Regions from separate parts of the Homo sapiens genome. Here all the other regions are linked to region 1. The links are chromatin contacts, found by Hi-C in ENCODE. All regions are on one chromosome and are shown on one strand. The core of a region is the stretch at or near the end of the contact, and the rest is flanking DNA. Distances in the headings are between cores, read along the strand shown.

Region 1 (2,669 bases), core at 55-2,554:
CCACCAAGTGAGGGTGGCCAGTTTCCTTGCTGTTGAAGCCCCTTTGGTTGGGCTCTCTGCCACTCAGAGGCAGCAGCTTCGTAAGATGTAATGATCATTTATCTACCCACGAGAGTGCATCAGAGAGATAGAACTTAATTTGCATTTGTCATATATTTTCTTGTATATTCAATAATGTATAATATTTTTAAATAAGCTTTATTTTTCCAAATCTTTTTCTATATTCGTGTCTGAAAGCAGACAACTTTAACGTTTCATCGTTATGTTTGCGATTATGACTGTCGAAACAAACTCATATCACAGGGTCTTTTGTAAGACAGACAACACGGTCAGGAGCGCAGTCCTGCATGCCGCACTGGCCTCCTCTCCTACTCACTTACAACCAGGACAACCTCCAGGACCTGTCTACACCTCTGCTGCTCCAGCTGTCACATGGGACTAATAATGTGGACGCCACAGTGTTCTGTGAGATTAGGTAAACTGATGCTCACACAGAGTTTCTCCAGTGCCTGGTGGGTAGTGAAAGAGCCACATGTATCATTATCACCATTGCTGCTGCCGTTGATATGAACCAAAGAGGAAGAAAAAGTGAAGAGTTGGCCCCTTCCCATGAGCGATCATCTAGATAGGGAGATAGATCATTGTTTTCATAAGATAAAAGATGCAAAAACACATGAATTGCAAACTTCGAGGGATTAAAGTGGAAGCCTCCACAAAGGGCCACGATGAGGACCTCGTGGTGAGATGGACAGAGACGCTCCTGGGAGAGGACGAACTGGGTTTACGAAGACTCTAGAAGAACCTAGAGCCTATGAAGGGTTCAGCCTTTAAATTATCCAGAGGGCAGCTTTTCACATTTTCTGAACAAAGCAGGGACAAAAACAAACAAAGTGTTTCAAGAAAATTTAGTTTAATTTTGACGCAGGTGAGGGCACAGAATCCAGAAGGCAAAGAGACCATTAAAGAGACGTCTTCAATGTCCAGGCTGGAAGGACAAGCTCGGTGGACTGGGGCTTGAATACAGCAATGATGATGATGGTAAAACTACCTCTAATTTCTCTCCCCCCTACTTATCCTCAACTAAAAACTAGCATTTTTCACTCCCAAGACTAGATAAAACACAAAAATTGAGAAAATGTTTAATAATGTAATTCTTTTTTAAAAAAAATAAAGTCGGTCAAAGCTCTTCCAACCACAAGAGGGCGTTCCTGGACCCAGCAGTGGAGCCGGGATTGCCCCGGGCATGGACGGAACTTGCACCAGGGCTGCCCACAGGTCACTTGTGCAAGTGGTTACCTGGGTAGTTACAGAAAGGAAACAGTGTCTGGCATTCACCTGCGCTTTGTGACATCATAGAATCTTAAAATCAAGGAGAGCAGCCTTGAGCTCTTATCAAACCTAAGAACATGTAGACTTATGAGAAGCAATTCAGGATTGGGACTTTTTTTGAGTGACTGCCAGGTGTAGGCAAAGCCAGAAAGCCCTGGCAACCCAAAACTGAAGGATCTGGGGCTTTCTTCCTGCAAGCTCTGCTCAGCGAGGGGCTTGTGCTCCTACAAGCTCTTTGCTACATAAGTCAAGCCAAACTTCCATTTCCCGACATGACATGGCCAAATAAGAGAAGGCCAGGTTACCAGAGATTAAAAATAGGACGTTGCTGCAGAGTCCTGGGACCGGCTGGCAAATGACACAGGAACTTTGGGAGCGCATGGACTCAGGCCAAGCGGCCGTCCTCACCCTCGGCCACCTCAGGGCAGGGACGAAGAGTAAGGTTCGCAGGAGTCCTGCCAGGAAAGGGCTGGGAGTCAGGGAAGGGTGGAGAAATCGCTTTCCTATGAGTCAAGGGACAACAGCTGTCACTGCAAAGGGGAGAAGAGCTGGAAAACTGGATCCAACCTTTCATAGAGCAGTGGCAGCTGAGTCGCAACAAACAAGCAGAAACACGAGGCCCTTAAAAAATACAGTAATTCAGGCGACATCAAAGCGGTGATTAGCACAGCTTCCTGGCGGTCTCTTTCTGTTTATTTATGGCACATTACACATTTTCATGCTATTTTCATAAGGTGTTTCTGCTGCCACAGTTCCATATTTGGGTGACAGAGTGTCTGAGACGTACCACAACTATTGGGCAACTCACCCCCAGCCACACTCGAAGTCAATGGCAACCACAAAAACAACAACCTCCCAAAAAAAGAGAAGCAAAAGAGAAAGTGTTCCAAGTGCTTCTTCCAGCAGCACGGGGACGCCCCTCCTCTGGAAGGAGAAGCAAGTGCATGGCCCTGTTGAGAGGGAGGGTGAGGTGGGGTGCAGGGGCAAACTTCGTCTTGATTCATGTTTGTAGACGGGGGAGATCAATGCCGGATTCTCACTGACATCCTGCTTTTCTTGTACCACACAGCCCAGCCTTTGATGGTGGGGATTAGTCCCAAAATTCTGGAGTTCACCACTCCTCCCGCTACACTGGCTTTATTTCAAATCTCTGTTGGTCCATGTCAACATCAGCGATGGGAGTTGAAAGAAGTAAAACAGTGACTCGTGCATTTTTCATTCTTCTCTTTGCTTCTTTCTTTTATAAAAGGTCAGGAGGATGATGAAAAGGAGACCTTTAGGAAGCAACTGCGACGTTCCATCTCATATCCACTAAAGGAGGTGCATTTCCGATTCAGACA
Region 2 (2,669 bases), core at 102-2,601, 440 kb after region 1:
GATCTTTGAAAAGCCCTGAAAAGCGGGGCACGGTGGCTCATGCTTGTAACCTCAGCACTTTGGGAGGCCGAGGCGGGCGGATCACGAGGTCAGGAGATCGAGACCACAGTGAAACCCCATCTCTACTAAAAATACTAAAAATTAGCCAGGCATGGTGGTGGGTGCCTGTAGTCCCAGCTACTCGGAGAGGCTGAGGCAGGAGAATGGCGTGAACCCGGGAGGCGGGGCTTGCAGTGAGCCAAGATCACACCACTGCACTCCAGCCTGGGCGACAGAGCGAGACTCTGTCTCAAAAAAAAAAAAAAAAAAAAAAAAAGAAAAGAAAGGCACTGGAATGTTATCAAGATCACCCAGTGACTCCGATGTGCAAGAAAGCTTAGAAACCATCCAATCAAAGTCTTTTTTTCTTAATTCAAAAAAAAAACACTCTTTTTATGGGCATAAAAGTATTTATTTCAAAGAGGTCAGAAAGCAATGGCTGGCCATGCCAGAAAAGGAAGCTAAGACGGCTAGGATCTAACTAGGAGGGTAAGTTGCAACCTGTTCATACTGCCCAGATGGAAAGGGGACTCCTATAATATCAGCTTCATACATCCACTGTCTGTAACTTCCGTTACCTAATACCATCTCCGTCAGCCTTTCAGCCAAGTATGGTAGCATCTTTCTCGAATATTTATAAATTGCCTACAAGCACTGAAATTGCTGTTAGAAACTATACATCTTCAAACATGCACACTCCATTCTGTTCTCTCCAGACTCTGTTCTCCCCAGAATCCTGCTAATTTCTCTACAGTTTCAAGTCTCAGTCAGGGCTTCAGAAGGTTGAGGAACAGGCTACCCTCTGCAGTCAAGTTTGTCCTGGCTACGAAGTCCTGCCCCACCTGCAATCTGCCTCTGCCCTCGTGCAGTTGTGACAGACTGGAAAGCGCATTGTATTGAATTACCCTTTCTAGAAAAGAGCCAAGTAAGAAATTAGTTATTCATAAGTTCTTTGTGCATGATTTGCCACAGAAATAACATGAACTATTTTTGTAGGGCTTTGACAAACCTGACTAGGCTTAGCCCAACCTGGAATAGTCCCTGGGGAGCCTGCGAAAAACAAGCCACATGAGCTGTCCTGATGCTAGCTTCTGAGGGCCCTGACCCCCAGATCTCTATCCTCCCCCTCACCCTGCTTCTCATCCCCACCCCCTGCAGTCCTTCCTCTCAGGCTTTTGCAGTTACTCAAGATACTGTGCACGTAGCAGAGCAATCAGATGCTTTCTCTCAGATGGCTTGGCTAATGGCCACTTCCTGTGGTTGTCAAATGAAAAAAGAAGAACTAGCACATCCCCAATGACTTATTGTATCACTTCCCGTATCTGACTATCTGGCAGCCAGCATAATTTAACATCACTCGTAAATTAAGAGCCTCTTGCGAGGGTGCCACAGCTGAGCCCACCACCCCGTTTTGCTGATTAGAAAGAAACCGTGCCAGGACTTCCATTATGAATAGTCATTTCCTAAAATGTAACTCCAACAACACTGACATCTAATCATATATTAAATGAATGAATAGGGGTTCCATATCCACCCTGTGGACCTCTGAGCTCATTCTGAAGATTAAAGTGACTTCCTTTAACGTTCTCCCCACTAGCACCGTGCCCGTAAGGCCAGATTTCACCGCGACCGCCCCTTGCACCCCCCAACCAGCCCTCCAGCCCCCAGGTTATCCCCCACACTTTTCCCTGTCTCTTGGCTTTGCTCCGTTTCCCTTCCCTTCATGGCCTGGCCTGTGAGAAGAGTCAAGGTGAGCTCAAGCGAGGACCCTCATTCTGCCCCAACACCTCAGGCCCCTTTCTTGTTGAGAGTGGACAGCTCCATCAGGCACTTGGTGCCAAATGGAAGCAATGGAACTCGGTGCTGGCTCTCCATGTCCAGCCAGCGCTGGCTGCAAGCAGCAGAGACAAGCAGGGGCAGAAATCATAAGCAGACCCCTAGGGCTGCGTGTCCTCCCCTGGGCAGGCACACAGTGGGGCGTGCTAAGCAGCTTCGTAGGTAGTGGCTGCGCCGCATCTTGTTGACCTTAGCAGAGAATCCCATTCTCTGCTAGGCTTTCCAGCCAGGCTGGAAAAGCCTAGCTCATACTTGAGGAAAAAGACCTCCTTGATGCCATATAGGTGGTTTTGCATGTGCGTTCGTTCTGTTCTCTTGCTTTTTTCAGTGTGGGATTGTGAATGAGCACTGGAGCTGGGTCCAATGGCCCAATTTGCACACTGGCTTTGTTTGGTGCAGAGCGTGGCCACGGCCTCAGCAGCCCTATTGGAAGTGAGCTGTGTTTGGGTAAATCATGACCTCTCTGAGCCTTGGGTTTCCCTCTGTAAAATCGCAACCACACTCTACTGAGCCTTGATCTATGTTCAGGACTGTGAAAAATCAATGAGACAACACATATGAAAATACTCTGGGAAATGGAAATTTATAGCTGTCATTTTGCTAAAACTTATAAGAATAGATTAGCCCAGTTCTAGTAATAACTTCATCATTTATGAGTTGTGTGTCTTTAAACATGATATTTAAACTTCCTCAACCACAGGAACTTCATACAACTCATGGCTCCTTCCTAAGTTTGCTGTGAAAACTAAAATGAGTTGATATAAAATACATACCACAGTACTTGGCAGAGAACG
Region 3 (2,669 bases), core at 53-2,552, 330 kb after region 1:
TTGAGACAGAGTCTCGCTCTGTTGCCCAGGCTGGAGTGCAGTGGTGCTATCTTGGCTCACTGTAACCTCTGCCTCCCGGGTTCAAGTGATTCTCCTTCCTCAGCCTCCCGAGTAGCTCGGATTTCAGGCGTGCACCACCACACCCAGCTAATTTTTGTATTTTCAGTAGAGACGGGGTTTCTCCATGTTGGTCAGGCTGGTCTCAAACTCCTGACCTCAGGTGATCCACCTGCCTCAGCCTCCCAAAGTGCTGGGATTACAGGCATGAGCCACTGTGCCCGGCCACTTGTACACGATTTCTCAAAGAAGAGGAGGCAACACCTTCTTTACACCATCCCCTGAATTGGGGAAGTCACCTTATCCTCCTCATAGGTCTTTTGGAAAATCATTATCTAACATAGATAACTATTCTTTCATTCGACCAATACATGGTTAGAGCTTGCTGAATATTCACTGCTGTACTAAGTGCTATGGATATTGCCTGACGAAGTGGGAGGCTAGAAGATTTGACATTATGGATTTGTTTATTTATTTATTTATGTTTTTTTTTTTTTTTTTTTTTGAGACGGAGTCTCACTCTGTTGCCCAGACTGGAGTGCAGTGGCACGATCCCTGCTCACTGCAATTTCTGCCTCCTGGACTCAAGCAATTCTCCTGCCTCAGCCTCCTGAGTAGCTGGGACTACAGGAGTGCGCCACCACTCCTGGCTAATTTTTGTATTTTTAGTAGAGACAGGGTTTCACCATGTTGGCCAGGCTGGTCTCGAACTCCTGATCTCAGATGATCCACCTGCCTCAGCCTCCCAAAGTGCTAGGATTACAGGTGTGAGCCACCGTGCCCAACCTGGATTTATTTTAAAAGAAACAATATGAAAGCTATGCTTGTGGCACCTCAGATGGGAGTAGAGGACTATTTAGGGGGGCTGCTTTTAGCTGGTAAAGGCCCAAATGCCAAGAGACATTTAGATTGGGGTCCAGAGTTATGACCCCATAGACATCGGCAGCTGAATTTTAACAAATCCACAGATGATCAAAATTCTGTCCTGGAGCCAGCAATTTACTCTGGTTGGAAATGTAAGCCCCAGGCAGCAGCTGTTTTTGACCCTCACCCTGGCATGGAGTCTTTCTCACAAATGGCCCTCACAGCTGGGAGTTTCAAACAGTCTATTCTTTCAAAGCAGTTGTTCCCTAAAGCATTTGTCCTGTCTGCCCAGGATTTTCCAGAGCCCGGGACCAACGTTACTGGAGTCAGCCTGTTGTTCCACACCGAAGCACAGGCCAGCTGCCCACCCAGGGCTGGCAGTGAATCTGAGGCCGAGCCCAAATGGTATCAACTTACTTGCAGCTGTCCTTACCAGAAGCCCAATAGGCCCTCAGCATAATTCCCCTACGTGTTTAAAAAAAAAAAATCTTTCTATGCTGTGGTGAGAAGACTCATAGACTCTGCTTTCTTCTGCACAGCTCTGACAGCAGGGAGGTAAACTCGATGTCCAAAGAGATGATGCAAAATTGATTTCTCATTAAAGTAGAAATTTTAAACTTAAACAGGGAAATATCATCCTTTTACAAAATACTGCTTATTTAGGGATCTGGATAACTTGCATGTATCAAGAATTCTCCTACATTGGTATTTCCACAGTGGGGACAGTGGTTGAATCGCTAGAAGTTACAAATATTCCTCTTTCAAAAGCAAAGAAACAGGGTGATTGATTACCTCAGGTGGGAAAAGAGCAACACAAGGCTATTATGCAAGTGTTTTTGGTCAATCAGCTGTTTCAACACAAAGGGAGAGAGAAGTTCTTGATTAGGTGAGCCCTGATAATTAAGGGTGACCTTCACTGAGGGAAATTTATTCAATTTATCAATAGTTAATAATGAAAAGTCATCTCACCTGAAAAGGATGCATCATAAGCAAAATGGGGCTCTTCAAGGAACTTGTCTAAATAGGAAATACTATTTTCACTTAAGTTTAATTTGATGACAACCATATAATAATATACTTTTTTTGTTTAATATTCATGCATGTGGGTTTTTTGCAGACTCTTAGAAGATTATTTTCTGAGTATTAGCTTCTCAATCTCAAACTTCTTAAAGGTTAAACCAATGGTGATGAAGACTCTCTCTGTCAAATCTCTTTCTCAGTTAAAAAGAAAAAAAAAAACATCCAAGGTGTTTAAGAGAGTCACTGAACTTCATGAATGCATTTAAAGCCAAAAAAAAAAAATCCATGCATGCAACAGAAAAGATTAGAGATTCTGAAGGCACTTAAAATTGTTTATAAAATTTACAGATAATCTGAGGAAAAGTATTCTTATCGAAGTCAACTCAGCTTAGGGTCCTAGTTTCCAAGACACATAAAGCACAAGCATAGATAAATGCAATGTGTCATTCTGAATGATTTGTTTTCTCTTTTCTTTTCAAGTAAACTGAAAACTTGCTGATACCTGCAGCCCAGCTTTCTTTTATTCCCACTGCATGCCCTAACACAAAACTACACATGCTCGTCTAGCGAGTGGATAACAGAAGAAAAATATTATCTACCTGGGCACTCATTATGATGATTAACAAGTGTAACTTCTTTACTCCTCACAACAATCCTCTAAGATGCATAACTGTGTCTGCATTTAACAAAGGGGAGTCATTTTTCCGAATTTGCCCTTCTGGTAGGTG

Evidence for each region. Hi-C counts contacts between places; a loop is a spot of excess contacts on that map. Pooled maps may share reads with other maps.
Region 2: a pooled map shows a loop between it and region 1 (3-fold over the local background). The contact joins two enhancer-like sites. A Hi-C loop is called at or near these places in 1 of 168 maps with a recorded cell type or tissue (K562), 2 of 37 single-sample maps with no recorded cell type and 6 of 50 pooled maps.
Region 3: a loop to region 1 is called in a map of heart left ventricle, with 2.5 times the contacts of the local background. The contact joins two enhancer-like sites. A Hi-C loop is called at or near these places in 1 of 168 maps with a recorded cell type or tissue (heart left ventricle) and 6 of 50 pooled maps.

Annotation. Positions count from the first base shown.
Region 1 is chr6:164,108,491-164,111,159 of GRCh38, reverse strand. No RefSeq gene overlaps it. Among named protein-coding and RNA genes, the nearest start is that of QKI, 700 kb to the right of the region's middle. Within about 2 kb of position 1,304, at least 12 of the 41 ENCODE cell types and tissues checked have a DNase peak (open chromatin) inside an H3K27ac peak, as active enhancers do; they include heart left ventricle, where a contact is called at or near this core.
Region 2 is chr6:163,666,498-163,669,166 of GRCh38, reverse strand. The region is part of intron 1 of LOC102724152 (a long non-coding RNA gene); the gene reads left to right. Among named protein-coding and RNA genes, the nearest start is that of QKI, 250 kb to the right of the region's middle. Within about 2 kb of position 1,351, at least 6 of the 41 ENCODE cell types and tissues checked have a DNase peak (open chromatin) inside an H3K27ac peak, as active enhancers do.
Region 3 is chr6:163,779,769-163,782,437 of GRCh38, reverse strand. No RefSeq gene overlaps it. Among named protein-coding and RNA genes, the nearest start is that of QKI, 370 kb to the right of the region's middle. RefSeq lists an enhancer at 877-1,411. Within about 2 kb of position 1,302, at least 6 of the 41 ENCODE cell types and tissues checked have a DNase peak (open chromatin) inside an H3K27ac peak, as active enhancers do; they include heart left ventricle, where a contact is called at or near this core.